Linked DNA regions of Mus musculus: region 2 is linked to region 1. Evidence: chromatin loops called from intact Hi-C (ENCODE). Cell type or tissue: left cerebral cortex. All regions are shown on one strand. Each heading gives the region's core, and the rest is flanking DNA. Links, peaks and the distances in the headings are about the cores only.

Evidence for each region. Peaks named below come from ENCODE experiments on the same cell type or tissue, not always from the same donor. Only the 100,000 strongest peaks of a DNase experiment are listed, where the experiment ranks them.
Region 2: a loop joins it to region 1, with 13 times the contacts of the local background. A loop is called at or near these places in 4 of 42 quality-filtered maps.

The regions. Positions count from the first base shown.
Region 1 is chr16:49,285,516-49,293,767 of GRCm38, reverse strand. No RefSeq gene overlaps it. Among named protein-coding and RNA genes, the nearest start is that of 1700026J12Rik, 34 kb to the right of the region's middle. In left cerebral cortex, for the core only: no CTCF peak of the experiment used is centred there; DNase peaks (open chromatin) are centred at 4,467 and 5,459; H3K27ac peaks cover 1,252 bases.
Region 2 is chr16:48,070,839-48,079,090 of GRCm38, reverse strand. It overlaps the pseudogene Gm7275. Among named protein-coding and RNA genes, the nearest start is that of Gm52257, 17 kb to the right of the region's middle. In left cerebral cortex, for the core only: no CTCF peak of the experiment used is centred there; no DNase peak of the experiment used is centred there.

The sequences.
Region 1 (8,252 bases), core at 1,551-6,550:
AAGGCAGGCTGGGGCTGAAAGAGACTTAGACTGCGAGAGAAATTAATGGAGACCAAGACACGATTCTGTTCAAGGCCCCCCAGCTTACTAAGAGTGTGCTTATAAGGGGGAAGGCCCATTCCCCGCCAGTCCATTCTTGGTGGATAGGATAGGATGTTCCTCCGGAATGTCTCAGGGGCCTCTCAGCAGGCAGCAGTGTCTTGGCCAAATTATTTAAATACATCAGAATCTTTAAAAGAAATAGTTTTCTATTTATAATTTTTGAGACGAAATTCGCAATTGTAACCCAGGCTGTCATATACCTTCGGGTTCTCCTGCCTTGCCATCCCAATTGTTTGAATTATAGGTATGTGTTACCATTCTTAGATGAAGTAAATAGATGAAATATGTGCCATTTGGATGTTGGCTCAATAAATCTGTTGGGGTTTATTAAGTTGACACAAACAGTGATGGGGAATAGAACACATTCAGAACAGTTTCTTTCTTTTTTAATAGGTGCTGCTGACAAGCTAAATGTCTAAAGAGTCATCTAAAATAAAACCATGGTCTAGCTTTAATTTTTATTTTGAAAATATGCAAACACAAAACTATAATTTGTAAATATTTGCACAATTACATACTAGATTCAATAACTAGTATTTTTCATGACTGTTTTACCTAAACAGTTATCATGTCTCTCTACCTTCACAACTACCATCTATCTATCATCCTATTTAACTTTTTGTTCAATTATTAATTGCAAGTAGTAATTATCATGACTTGTTTTTGTGGTACCAGGAATCAGACTCAGGCCTTCCTGCATGACACGTTCTGCTCCTGAGCCATATCCCAAGCCTGCTATCATGATTTTTGATCCTTAACTACTCTAAGTACCTCCTAAACTAAAGCCATCCTGATAGATAGAGGCTATTTATTTTCAGACAATATTTCATCACATGTGTAAAATTAACAAAAAGTTTCTTAATTTTAATACCCCTTAATTTTTAATGTAACTAGTTTACATTCAAGTTTCCTCAGGTGTCCTAAAAATGTCTTTCTGTCTCTCTTTGAAAGCAGGATATTTTACTTTTACTACTGAACACAAGGCAAGTTCCTGTAGAAAGGTACAAATTGGCCCCTGGCAAGTTTCACTATTGAGGACCATTTTAAATTTGGATATGACATTTCCTGGTTACTTATGTTCCTATTGATCAGGACCAATTTCTTTCTTTAATTCTTTTCATTGGCTAAATATACCTACCAGAATAATTTATATAGAGAGATATTGTCTGTTGGAAAGGCATATTAAATCATGGTTTATAAAAGTAGCATCCAGAATTTTATAACTACAGTGGCAATGACTTGTATAATAAATTTTTCATATACAAAGACAACATGAGGAAAGCAACTACATATTTTTATGATGTGACTTGTTATGGAACATTTTATTATGGTGAAGGAGAGCTAAATAATAATGAAAATAGGTAGCAAAAAGTGGGGTCCTTGCTGTGAGGATAGCTAATAATGCCATTTGGAAATGTTTGGAACTGGTTTATAGGAGCAGTCTGAAAAATGCTGGCATATTATTTACCACTGACAAATTTATAAGCAGAGATTAGTAAGTTATTCTGGCAACCACCAGGGATCCAGAATTCACATAGAAATGTGGACACCAGAGACTACACTGATGGACTTTCAAATTACAATATTACCTTTTAGGGAACTGGACTACAGGCCATCCATTTTACACTTTACTAGATGACTTGGCTATGTGTTATCCACAACATGAGAGGTTTTCTGAACTAAATTTGTAAAGATGCCAAAACAAATTGGATTTTCTTACCTAACTGATGAAATTTCCAGACAGTGTTCAGATTCTACCATTGTTTTTTACTGAGTGCTTTGGGGGCCTTAATCACTTCAAGAACCAACAGGAAAGAACAGAGTAGAAAGACTGAAAATTTGAGCTATAGCTGAAAAGGAAATGTGTTTGAAGGTACTGCCAAAAATGTTCTAAAGAGAATAGTGACGTTAGAAAGAGTTTCTACAGGAATGATAGAAAAGATGTATTCAGTGGATCTAGAGAATCAGTGAGACCCTACCTAGTGCAGATTCAATGCAGTAAACCTATAAACTCCCTTCAAACACCATCCTTTATAAAGAGAGTCTTGGGGTAACTTGTTTCCATGAGCTGGCCTAGTGAACTATTTTAAGGTGATATGGTTTTGCAAAGGCAGTCACCAGTACACTCAAAGATATTTTCAACTGTAGTTCAACTGTGCCCATATATAGCTCCCATTGGTTACAGATTTTATTAGCATCATGTGAAGCTACCTTTGCAACCACCCAGAACACAAAATACAGGAATAGTGAGGGTTTCAACAAGGAATTTCCCAGGAAAGCTTGGGAAACCATGTACTATGTGGTGTGCTCAGAGTTCCTGGAAGTATCCCATGGCTAGGTGACTAATACTGAGGCTGTGTGGACAACACAGGGGACTTCAGAATTAGAGGGTATGAAAGGCTTACAATGTCAAGGAAAGCTATACGAAATCAGTGTATCCAGTCTGAGAATAGCCATGTTAATCAGCCAACAAAGCGGTATGGGAGGTGTCCCCAAGTGCTTGGAAACACATATTCTATGACAAGGTACCCTAGACATCAGCTATGAAGACTGAGGATTCAATGTTTGCTGTACTGGGTTTCAGTCTTGTGTTTTTCTAATGATTACTTCTTATGTCTCTCATCCTCTGTTCTGGAATGGGAATGAGGTGTTTGTTTGTTTGGTTTATTATATTTTAATTTAAAGTGGTGAGGATACCATACTTGAATGTTTAACCTGTGCTAATGGTTATTAAACATATACAACTATTGTTTTTTTTAACTTTTAAAATTGTTGACAGAGCTCTCAGTGAAGAGCTTCTTTGGAGCACTAAGTAGAGACTTTAGATTGAACTTTTAACCAGTGCTAAAATAATTTAGGCCTGAGGGACTTTTATCTGTGAGATGAATACAAGTCTGTGGGATGGAGTGCTGAATGCTATAATTTGAGTATGGAGTGTCCCCCTTTGGGGGACATCTGATGACAAGGCTGTGCTACAAGCTTGCTTGCCAGCCTGTGTTACCTTTAGAAATTATGGAAACCTTGGAGTGTAGGATCTAGGGGAAGAAAGTTAGGGCTGGAGGGGTTAAGCCCTTGAAGGACATATTAAGAGAACCGTACACTTCTCAACCTTCTTAATTCTGGGACCCTTTAATACAATTACTCATGTTGTGGTTGATCCACCCCAACCATAAAATTATTCATGTTACTACTTCATAACTGTAATTTTGCTACTGTTATGAATTGTAATGTAAATAGTTTTGGAGATAGATAGAGGTTTGGCAAGGGAGGTCTCAACCCAAAAGTTGATAACCACTGTATAAAGAGCCCAGTGCCTAGGTTTCCTCTCTCCTAACTGATTGGACAGCATGAAGCAAACATAGCTTCCCTGTAACTTCCTTCTGCTTGGAAGTGAGAGATCAGATCTTGGGTCTAGACTCCATCTTAGGGAACCTGACCTAAAATCGAACTATAGTTAACTAAAAAGCCTGAACCTAGCACCAGTTTCAAGGTTACTCCCCAACAAGCCATCATCTAGCACTAGTTTCCAGGTTCCAAGCCTGCCCCTGGCACTCCACTTCCTAACAACCACCAATCAGGAGGGAAACAGGAGTTTTAAGTTTATGGTTTGGCTCCCTAGCACCAGCGAATTATGTTAAAGGGCAATAAAATCCCATAATAGCCCCCAATCCGATGTGTGCCCAGCTAGAAATCCCTCTTGCTTGCTTCCCGTTTCCTATAAAACATTGTCTTGCTGAGCGCTCGGAGCTCCCCCTTCTGCTCTGTTTCATTAGAGAAGGCAGTGTGGCCCAAGCTTGAGTTTCCAATAAAGAGTTGGCTCCTTAGTGGTCTTTGGGGGTTCACAAAATTGGTACAAAAAGGTACTGTGGTCCCGTGAAATAGTATCATGTAACTACACGTTAAAACCTTTGCAATCATTAGACAATTACACACCCCACTCTCCTCCTGTGTGCTTTGATTACCTTAGGTATTTTATAATAGGAAAAGCTTGCTAGTATTATACTAGTTAAGTGGTTTTTACAAGTGGTTCAATCAGTTTATTAAAATAGTTGACTTAGGCATCTGCAACAGTGATTTCAGCCTCCACTCCTGGCTCAATACTGATTGGAAGAAACTTAACCATCACAGGACTGTGCAAGGCAACGATTGGCCGGTGGACTCTCAGGAGGAAACGAGCCTTGTCTTTTAATCTCCACCACATGGTGTTTTTCTTGGAGTGATTCTTGGTGTCTTGTAGGCATGCAAGCTGCCTTTTCCCTTTTCCATTTCTTTTTCCTTTTGCTTCTGGTCAAGTCAGCACACACCTCAGAGATTGCACATTCTGTCTACTGAGGATCATTCCAATTATGTGAATCACCACTTCCCAGTGCACAGGCATCTTGCCAGTGCTTGAAAGCCATGCCTCAAAACTGTTTTGTTCTTCTGCTGGAGCAAGCAAGCAGCAGTGAGTCATCTTAGGTAGAAGACATTCTGCTTCTTCTAATGTAACAAAGCATCTATGTTTCACGTTAGAATAGGAATGTGTTTGCTTTTTAATCCTTAAAAGACTCCAGCGTCTTTCCTGAAACTCTGGTCTTCTGTTTTTCATTCCAGACCTACCATTATAAGGTATTGAGGTTCTTTTTTTTTTTTTTTCAATTCATCTTCTCACTTAGCTCTCGTGTCATTTGAGGATGATGGACAGCATGACTGATGTATCCCCATTTGACAGCTGAGTAAACTGATGCCTCAGTAAGGTGAAATAGTCTCTGATCTAAATATAGAGAGGGGCTGTGACCATGAAGGAATATACAGTGTCTATAAACCCCAGGCTCTGGGATAAATGCTGATTATGGAACTGTTTTCATCTGGCCTGAGTTCAAAGCCATGAACTCCACAGTCTCTTAGTCCCAGGGGAGAAGCAACTTTGTATTGCTTTCACCTTTTGGCTGATAGTTCATTTCTGTAAGGAAGGATTATGGACCAAAAAAAAAAAAAAGCTAATTAAAAATTATATGAATTGCAGTACTTTAAGTAATTGTTTGTAAGGCCAATCCTACTAAATGAATCACTCATTTATCTCTAATACTTGGCCCCATTTTTCTAATCTACCCAGCATGGCTATCACAAGGTTGTCTTAGTTACTTAACTACCCATGATATGTCCCTGCATAGCCACTTCTAACCTCAGGGATTGTTCTGTTATTGTATTTGATTTGATGAATTATAATTAACTACATGGAAATACAATTGCGCCAAAGAAATCCAGTGACTGAAAACTGGGAACCGATCCAAGACTGGTTGGTTTGTGATGGAGACACAATGTCCTACATAACTGGCTTGAATTATAATTGGTCACATTAAAGTCTAATGTTGTCTAACTCTGAGTACCAGAACAGCATTCCGTTTTTATGGTGCACTGCTGAATAATTTTGGAATTAAGACACACAGTAACCTGATGCTAACTCACACTGTAAATCTGACTTCCAAATTCCCAATTAGCTGAAGTTGGGCATGCAGCCTGGATGTTTAAAAGGAGTGAAGAGTAACATTTGTTTAGAGATTTTAATTTAGGATCCGTTCTTCCCCTTCAGGTTAAGTCAGTGTGAGCCTTTAGCCTTCCCTGAAAGTACCAGGAAACTGAGTTACAGAATCCTTTTCTGAGCTTCTTTTCTTTATTTTTTGGCTGAGAGATCCTACTGACCTGGGGGCCTCGTTCCATTGGTCAAATTCTATTGAGAAAGTCTGAGAGGCCCAGTCACAAATTCTCATTCTCCGGTCTTTCCTACCTTGTTTCCTGACAGTGTTCAAACATCACACATCACATAGATAATATTTCCCCCACTTCTATGTATGCACTGCAAACTAAGAGGTTAAAGAGGGAGATGTCATGAGTGCTATCCTGGAGTTCTATTGAAATAGTAGCTCCTGAAAGACAGCACCTGTAGTGAAAGAGGGCTGTGCTGCTGTGGAGCCATCCCAATTTTCCCTGAAGTACTCTGTTCCTACATGGAATACTTTGAGCTCCTCAATGTAGCAGTCAGTACCCAATTCATGTTTCTCAATTGGTCCCTGTGGCTGCGGTGGCACGTTTTTGTTACCCACCCCAATGTCATATATTTTCGAATGGAAGACACATATATATTTTAGATTTTGATATGCCTAAAACTGCTCAATGTTTGGGCACTTTCTAACCTCCACGAGGCTAATCCACCCCCTCTGATATTTCTGTGTTATTATTTATTCAAATCTATATTTTATCTTTGCTGCCCTAGACCCTGACATGTAGCCCTCCTGGGCCATGATCCCTGGCTCCTACATGGCAGCTATGCTCTCTGTTCCACACCTTTCAGGTGTGACATCTCTCCTTTTTTTCCAGGCATAGTGGCTTCCCCTTCTTTCTCCTTCCTCAGTTCCTTGAGCTTTCTCCCTGCCCAACCATTGCCCACTGGTCGAAACCAGTCGAAACCAACTGTGGGCAGAGTTCTCTCAGTGTCTTACATGTGGACATAGGATTCACAGGAGGTTAGGAAGTAGCCTGGCCATTGAGCTGTTTTAGACATATCAAAATAGCTCTCATGTAAAACACTGGGGTGGGTAGCAGGAGTGCACTGCTGCCACCACCGGAATCAATAGAGTAACAGTGTTTGGGTACAGCTACACCACATCTGCTCACAGTCGGAGATTCGTGGAAGCTGCTCACACCCTAAGCAGTGAACTTAGACACAGAACGGATGGTTTCTCCTAACTTTATTGCCAATTTGTGAGAGCAAAATAAATTGATGTCAGAGGCTATCACAAACCTCACCACTAAATGCCATGGATGGTAGTAAGTGTGTGGTTGCCTCAGTTCTGTGGAAGACATCATCTTTTCCAAGCTCTGACTGGTGCACTCTTCTCAAAAGGATCCCCTAAAGTGGGCAGAACTAACGTTGAACTGAAAGGATTAAAAAAACAAAGAGGCAAATATGGTCTTCAAACCCATGACTATTCAGATACAAGCATAGGATTTGTAAGCACTTTAATATTACTGATATTAGTAGTCATTGAAATAGATGAAAAAAGGCATATGGTAAAGAGAGCTCTGAACATTTCACCAAGGAGTTTAAAGATAAATGGTGGAAAATGCCATGCCCATCCGGACATGGGCGTGTAGAGAATAACATTGTAGAAAAGTGGTGGAATCCACTGGGATGTCTGAGTCCATCAACACAGGAGAGGCTACAGTTGGGAAGACAATTGTGTGCATACATTTGTGAGATGATTGTATTGTTCTCCTGCTTCCTGTGTAAAACATCCTTGTGGCTTGCACTCAAGATGAGGAAATATCTTTTTCTTTAACTCATTAAAGACCTATAAAATAATTTTTATGTGTATGAGTATTCTCCTGTATGTGTACCATGTGTGAATGGTGCCAGCAAGGGCCAGGAGCAGGTGTCAGAGTCCCTGAAATTGGAGTTGCACTCAGTATTAAGTTGCTATGTAAGTGCTTAGAATTAAACTCAGGTCCTCTACAAAAACAGCAAGTGTTCTTAACTACTGCAACATCTCTCCAGCCCAAGGACAATTTTCATACTGTTAATTCCAAAGATGGAATGATAAAGATAACTGATCCAAATCATTATGGCCAAATTAATTAAAACTAATTAAAGCAAGCCTTTTTTATTCGTGTACTCAAGCTGCCTTCCCCTACAGTGGGTTTGAGAAATCAGCCTTTGATGTGAGGATAACAAGGATTTTATAGCTCAAGGGGAGAGGGTTTCCAAATGGGGGATTTGGTAGGCAAAATAGGCGGGGTTATAGAAACAGAATATAAGTATATACATTAGCCCTAATAACCTCTTGAAACAAAGACATGGTTGCAAGGTGGACATAACAATGTAGTTATAACCACAGACAGTCTTACAAATTAGTCATAGGTGGTCATAGAACCTTTTTAAACAAAGGTAGGGTTTCAAGATGGTTATAATCAAAGACAGAAGTGCCATTTCTGGAATATCCAATACAGAACCATTTGTAATAAAGAATACAAGTGAGGGCATAGACCAATCCTTGAGAAACAGAGGTATAATCATAACAGGAATGAACCCAGTTTTCTGTTACTATAAAAATGGCTTTAAAGCTTTAAAGATGGAGTCAGGCTGGTTCTTCAGTACATGTGTGCTATTTCTC
Region 2 (8,252 bases), core at 1,209-6,208, 1.2 Mb after region 1:
GCTTTATCTTCCTGGAGAACTCATTCTCTGAGGACTCAACGACTCTCACTCTAATGCCTCTTGTTTTTCCTCTCTGCTGGAGTACAGCTGTGCCAGAGACTCCCACTACTGTCACTGAAAATTGTATTTTCCCTTCTGTGGAGTGTCCACTGCCTTCTCAACTCCTTATCTTTCTCTTTGCCACCTTACGTGTTCCGTTTGATGGAAGCCCATTCTTATTATCTAGATGCCTGAGCAAGGCAGGGAAACTCCTAAGAAATGCAGAGTGCCCCAAATGACCTTTTCCCTTCACACTTAATTTTGACCTTGGATTGATCTTTGCACACTCCTTTGGGACTTCATAGTTATTACAACGGGTCTTTAAGGTTCTGGTTTCAGCTCTAGAAGTGTGACGGTATTTTAATTGGGCATAACTTGTTTCTGAGTAACCCCTTTCTTCTTTCGTTTTTCAGTTCAGTGATGAGGTATTCAGTTTAAAGAACTCTTTCTAAATGGCTATGCCCTTTATCCCACTGTTTTTATCTGTGTGCATGCAGTAGTTTATTTTGTTTCCAATGCAGTAATAATCTTCACACTTTCTGCTTCTTGCATAGTGGATCTTCTTTCCTTTAAGGTGTTAAAACAACAACAAAACAACAACAAAACAACAACAAAACAGCAACAACGACTGTGGAAGTAGGTCTTGCCCTTTCCCCTTGCCTCTCCCTTGCTAAACCATTAGACTACATTTCTTTTTTGTTTTTGTTTGTTTGTTTGGTTGGTTGGTTGGTTTTTTTTGAGACAGGGTTTCTCTGTGTAGCCCTGGCTGTCCTCGAACTCACTCTGTAGACCAGGCTGGCATCGAACTCAGAAATCTTCCTGCCTCCGCCTCCTGAGTGCTGGGATTAAAGGCGTGTGCCACCACGCCCAGCACTAGATTACATTTCTAAAGTTATCCCCGAAGGTCTATTCCCTTATTTGACCACTTTTTTCCCCCCTGACTATCCCAGCTATCAAAACATCAAGGTCCAGCAATCAAAATTCATATTTTGACTACACTGCCTAACAGGTTGAATCAGGACTTACTAACTCATCTTAACACAGATTTCCCCGCTTTCCCTTAAAAACCATCCTGCAGAAACAGCTGCTGTTTGCCTTTGTCTGGTTTAGAGGCAGCCATTACGCTTCCAGGGTAATGAATCTTTTGTGCTGAGAATTTGGTGTTTGGGTCTGTTCTGTGTCATCTCTGGGGACCTCTTCAGGCTCCATAGACATCAATTGATGGTCAACACAGAAAAAAAGAACTCGGTCATATTTTTGGAGACTTTTTTTTTCATAATACTTTGTCCGGGCATTTTTTTTAACCTTATAAATCTTTTTCTTATTCATTATGATTTCTGATTTTGTGTTTACGGGTTTTCAGTGTGTGAATGTGTTTGAACTTACATATGTTTCTTGTGCTTTTTCTTTGGCTCCGCCTGCCCCCATTTATTTGTTTTATCTTATAATATCACCATTATTATTATTATTATTATTATTATTATTAATGCTTGTTTTGATTCTAATGAGAGAGAGAGAGAATGAAATGCTATGGATCAGGTGGGTGGAGAAGTGGGAAAGACCTGTGGGGATTAAGGGAGAGAAAAACAGAGTACACTGTATGAAAAAAAAATCTATTTTTAATTTTTAATTGAAGAATCAGCTACAAGCAATACCTGCCTTTTTTTTTTTTTGACTTAAGAGAATTTTATTGTGGGGAAGGAAAGGGAGCAGAGACCTGGAGAAGGGGTAGAGGCAGACACCTACAAAGGCAGAGAAAGCAGGGATGAAGGATAGAAAGAAAGAGAGGGAACACGTGGAAAGAGAGAGAGAGAGAGAGAGAGAGAGAGAGAGAGAGAGAGAGAGAGAGAAGAAAGAAGAAGAAGAAGAAGAAGAAGAAGAAGAAGAAGAAGAAGAAGGAGAAGGAGAAGAAGGAGAAGAAGAAGAAGAAGAAGAAGAAGAAGAAAAGAAGAAGAAGAAGAAGAAGAAGAAGAAGAAGAAGAAAAGAAGAAGAAGAAGAAGAAGAAGAAGAAGAAGAAGAAGAAGAAGAAGAAGAAGAAGAAGAAGAAGAAGAAGAAGAAGAAGAAGAGGGTAGGGAGAAAAAGAGAAGCGAGAGGGCTGGGGTAGTCCTTTTATAAGCTGCTGCACCTGGCAGGCAATGGTGGCAGATGATGATGTAAGCTGTTGCTAGGTGGTTGTTGGGAGGAGCCTAGTAGAATTGTCTGTAAGCCAACACTAGCTCTAGTAAAAGGCCTGGAATAAGGAGGTGGTTTTGGGTGGGTTTTTCTTTTTTTCAAAAGACCTGAATAATTTGGTATTTTGTTTTGTTTGTGTGTTTTCCAATGTGAAAGTATCCTTTTGCATATTTTATAACTAAAAATGTACTTTCACAATAACGCGGCACAGATAATTTGGTGGTTGCCAAGGATTAGGGTTGGCTAGAATGGTGGTGTGGTTGTTAAGGGATGGCCTGTGAAAGTGTGTTTACTGTGTTGAATACCTTGAATACCTCTTATTTTGATTCTCTTTCTTATTTCCATTTCTAGTGTGAACTGGTAGCACCAATTCCTGAGACATCTAGGAATTCAGCCAAAGGAACAACTTGTGCATTTTTGCTTTAGGATTGTTTCTTGGGCAGTTTTGTCACCACTACTAACTAGACCATGTGCCACTATTGCCTCCTCCCAATCTTCTCTTATGCCCCAGCCTCTCCATGTTAGTGAGGTCTGAGGATGAAGCAGAGGCGTGTTTGTGTCTAGTTTTCTGGTCTGAAACCTACAAGCATCAATATATGCATGTGACTCACTGTACTCTTGCTATCTTATACAAATTTACACATGCTTGGCAGTTGGTTTGAAAATCAAGGCTGTGTGGCTTGGGCTGTGTCTGCCAGAGTCCATGTATACCAATCCTCAGGGGAGTATCGTGGGGAGGTGTTCTGAACTTTTAATAGGTAGCTTTCTCTCTCTCTCTCTCTCTCTCTCTCTCTCTCTCTCTCTCTCTCTCTCTCTCTCTCTCTCCTTTCTGAATCCCGATGTGGCTGCTTGGGTCCCCATGAGCTCCTGGTGTCCTTGATAGTGCATACTAATGGGGCCATGTCATCTGAGATGTGAATCTCCCAAGCTGTAAATTAAACAAGTCATTTCTCCTTTTTATTAGTTGCCTCAGATAGTACACTGCTGATGAAGGTACAGAGTAATACCAGATAAAATTAATCTACCTTTCTGACTTTGATTAAAGTCCCAAATATGTCTAAATGCTTCATAAGTTTATACAGTCTTTTAGTTTATTGTTTGCATGCATGAGTTACTTTTTAAAAAAATAACTTTAGACTTTATTAAGTAAAAATTGCATAAACACAACCATAAGATAATGAATAGAAAAGTTAAATACAAACTATCACATGTAAAATAGATTATTATATATAACTGGCGGTTTCAACTGTAAATACTACATCCCCAATTTTCTACAGTGGGAATATTAATCTAATGAGAAAAAACATCTCAATTTCATCTTAATATATACCAAAACTTTTTAAGAAAAAAATTAAATTGAATAGAACTTTTCAAAAAAAAATTAAATTCAATAAAGCAATAGATGGGATTTGTATCCAATGAGATCTGAGATAGAAATGGACATTTGCCATTATAGTTACTTCAAATCAACTTCCAAAACTAAGGCAGGTCTGGGAAAGGATGAGCCTTTAAGTGACCATGGTGCTTTTCTTACTAGTCCTGGAGTCCAGTCAGTAGTCTGGCTGCAGTTCTACATCCTGTCCAGGTCCAGCAGAGTACGGTGGTGCAGAACAGCACCGGTCTGTGCAACTCATTTCCATTTCTCATGCTATTTTCAAACTTAAAAAAAATTATAACAAAACAAAAACACCACCACTATCCCCTGCTTCAATTAATAGCACACAACTCTATCATTAGAGATGCTAGTGAATAGCTTCGGCCTCTTCCTGCTGATTTCCCTCCTGGCACCGTGATGGGCACTGCTAATGTCCCTCCTGGCACCGTGATGAGTATTTATTTCAGAAATAGACACTTCCAACAGGGACTGGAGGATGAGAAATGACAATGGCCAAGGTTTGCAAGTGAGTTAAGGAAAACAATCAGTGGAGTGGGGTCAGGAAGACAAAAACAAAACAAAACAAAAACAAACAAAAAAACAGACAAAAACAACAATGAACAAACAAAAACAAAACAAACAACAAAACCAAAAACATAAAAAAACAACATAAAACAAAAACAACAAAAGAAACCAAAACTCCAAACACGAACAAAAACCAACAAACAACAACAACAACAACAAAAAAAAACAAAAAATGTAAAACAAAAACCAAAAAAAAAAAAACCACAAATGAAAAACAAAAACCACAAAAAACAAGAAATCACAAACAAAACACAAAAAAACAAAAATAAAAAGCATAAACAACAAAACAAAACACAAACAAAAAACAAAAATGAAAACCAAAAACCAGAAAAAACCCTCAATGAAACATTAAACAAACAAAAACCAACCAAACACACACACACACACACACACACACACACAAAGCAAGCAAAAGAAAAGCAAAATAAAACAAAAGAACATGAATTCATTTAATTCCAGCATTAAAACAGTATTTCTTGAACACGTGGTCTCCTGTGGGTTGGGCAGCAGCATTTTCTAAGCTTGCAGTAGTTGCATGCATCCTAGAGATGGCATTAGAGCATTAGTCCTACATCCCACATTAGGACTATATTGAAGAGAGTGGGCTTCATCCAGTGAGACAGCTCAGTACCTGTTTTATATCTCTTCAACTCATCCTACCTGAGGTATATTAGAAACAGCGATGGAAAAGAACGGGGATGGGGGGACCATAGCAACCAGGTGGATGTTGTTACAGTAATTGACTGTGTAGGATTTCCCATACCATTCTTTTCCTGAAGGTGGGCATGTGTTGCTGAGAAAAGGTCACAGGTTGGTCCCTAGTGATGTAATCTGCATATTTACAGGTAAACATTCCACAGTCACTCCCATTCAGCTGCAGAGGAATCTCCTCTGATGTCACACTGTACTGCTTCCACTCCAAAGGGTCCAGCTCAATGCTCCTGCGTGTCTTGCTCTCGTTTTGGAAATATTGGAAGATGGTCTCACAGATAAACTTGCCTGTCTGTCCCATGGAATCGAGGTATACAATACTTCGTTTTCTTAAATTGATTACCACTAGGCTCCAATGTACCTTCTGGTGAATAGGCACCAAGATGAGTTCTTTTTCAAAGAGATTGATGCCTCGAGTCCACCTTTTCACGGAACTGTAACCATTATGCTTTAGCTTGGGGTAAAAGAAAGTGCTAAAGGCATGAAGAGCCGGATAGCTTTGGTTTTCATTTCTCTCAACCAGAAGGTTCATGTAGAAATTTATGACCTTATCCTTGAGCCACTGACCATTCTCCAGGGTCTGGATATCTCCTCTGGTGATTTGCAACTTGAATCTGGAACTTAGGATTTCCTCTTGGGGTCCTGGACCCAATGCATTCTCAATTTCCTTCTCCATGTCCTCTGAAATATCAAGAATTTGATCCATTTCTCTGCCCCTTTCTTGGTCTGTGAGAGGCTTTTTCTCTGCTGCAAGTACTGCCATCTTGTTGGGGAGTAAGCTATTGCCTCTGCCGCTATGCAGGATGATCTGAGTCCGTGTTCCCGGCTCCAAGCTGTTACCCCTTCTTCCTTCACCCTTTACACAACCTTTCTTCTCTGTAACAGATTTCTCCTTAGTACACCACTTCTCTCTTTCCTATGGTGAAAGATATTCTTTTAGAGCAACAACCGTAGATGGTTCTCTATCTCTCTGAGTTGTTTCTGATCCATGACTGTCTCCTGACTTGCCCCCTTTGATCTTCCAGGTGTTTGTAAGGATTGGCTGAGGCCTGTGAGGGTCTGACCTCACATCTTGGTCACACTGAAGGTGTTGAAGCAACCTTCCGTACTTTTCCTTTTGGGGGCTTTGTTCGTTTTCCTCCGTGGCAGAATAGGGCCACTTGCGACCCTTGCCACCATCAGCAGGCTTCCTCCAAGTTACAGCCTGCTCTGGAGGACCTTCAGTCAACTCTAGGGGTTTTAGTTGTTTTGGAGTCTCTCCCTGGGGTTTCCGTACCTAACCCTTGCTAGGCTGTTCTCTTGGAAGCTCTAGGTCTTGTGGCTCCTGAGGGGTCTTCTTCTGAGCCTTGTTGGGTTCTTTAAATACCATCCCTGTTCCATCCTAGCATTTCCTTTTTGGACCTTGTCCCAAAGCTTCAGACTCTCTCTGTCCCACTTTTATCCTGGTATTTCCGTTCTTGCCCTTTTCCTGAAGCTTCAGGCTTCATCTCCAACCCAGGCGGTTTAGGTTGCCACATGGAGAACTGCTTGAAATGCCGAGGGTGTTGACTCCGGTATAGTAGTGCTTTTCTAACTTCCAAGCGAAAGCAACCTTATGCCTGGCTCCGGATGGGTACTCTTGGGTTGTTCACCCTGATGTCCAAATCACTTCTTCCAGTAGATGGTTGGTCCCAGGTCGCGAACCTATGAGGCTCCTTTATAAACAGTTGACTTTGCAGGTCAGGGTCAGTCAAAGAATGGAGATAATTAAGCTGTCAATATCGGAGACTGATTGGTGAATAGTCAGAGGTTGGCAGTTCACCAGGGGTCCACTCTGGAAAACTCGGAGGAGTTCTAAGACTACTTCCTTAGAAGTATTCTTCTTAGGTGCTGTAGCCAGCTAAATATACAAAACTTCGAAATGGGACTAATTGTACTAGTTAATCACTAGTAAGATACCGGGCCTAAACCTAGCAGCTAACACATCGGACGCAACCTCACGAATGATGTTTAACTCAGACGGTTGCCCCTAGACACAGCCTTCAAGGTTCTATAGCTGGTTGTGATGTCACCTGAAAGGATGCTAAGCAACGTTTTTGGACGGTGGAAGCCCTCCCCAACTCCAACTTGGTCCAGGGTTTCAAAGCACTCCTTTGCTTGCCCGAGTGGCAAGTTTGAATGTATTGATATATATCACAGTTCTTCGGCACAACACAGGGTTACTTACCTAAATGCTCTCAGCATAGTTCAGCTGGTCCTGACTAGTACGTTTGTCTTTTAGGAAGCTGTCCCATCATGGTCAATTATAGAAATTTAAGTGCCCTTCAAAATATCTTCTCACCCATAATGTGCTTGCTAATTACAAAGAATAATTTTACAGTTATAAAACCTAGTAGGTAGTATTGTGTGACAAAATTTGTTTCTCCTCTGCATAAGGAGCACAGGACAGACCAAAGTGCCCATACCACCAGAGTCCTACTTGGTGAACCAATAAGTTTTATTGGGGTTACTTAAAGGAATATGGGTGAGGGGTTAGTTACAGGAGCAGAAATGACTCAAAAATAGCTGCATGGACAAAGCCTACTCAGCGTAGGTGACAGCTCACAAAAGCTGGGAACCTGGAGAAACTGCATGGCATGTAGATGGATCAAAGGGCTGGAGAATGTCCATTCCAGATGACTCAGTTGATCTAAACTTCTTCCAGACAACTGGTATGAGGGTGGCTTTTTTGAGAGTCTTCTTTGCAGCTCAGCTTCCTTTCATATGAGAGGGACTCTCAGCTTTTATTGCTCTCTGGCAGGGAAGGAGCTTAATGAATTTGATCAGTTTCAGGGACCATTTTGAGATCTTTTGAGTTGCTGTCCTGCCTGATGAGCTTCCTTTCATAGCGAATGAAGGGTGGAATGGTTCAGTGTTTCAATATTGGAGGAAACTTGAGAAACTGGGACCAATTCACCAAGGATCAATCCCAAAGAGAATAAATAAAATATCACCATTGTCAATAGGATTCATTGAGAAAGATTCATCACTGCTTTGGTTACAATCCTAGCGATAACACAAACCCTGAACTCCTCCCTAGAAAACAGTAGGCAGAATTCAATTGTAGCTCTAGTTACAGAGGTGGGTATTTTCTGTGGGTCCTGGAATCCGAACTCCAGCCACCATGATTAAACAGCAAGCACTTTACCCTCTGTTCCGTTTCACACACACACACACACACACACACACACACACACACACACACACACCCCACCACCACCACCACACACACATTGAGCATCTCTTTGATCTACTCTCAAAGGCATAGAGTTATTTTTATAAAAATGTGAGAAAAGAGTTGAGACACAAATTGTGTCCTATTTTTGTACTGAAAATATTAACAAAATGTA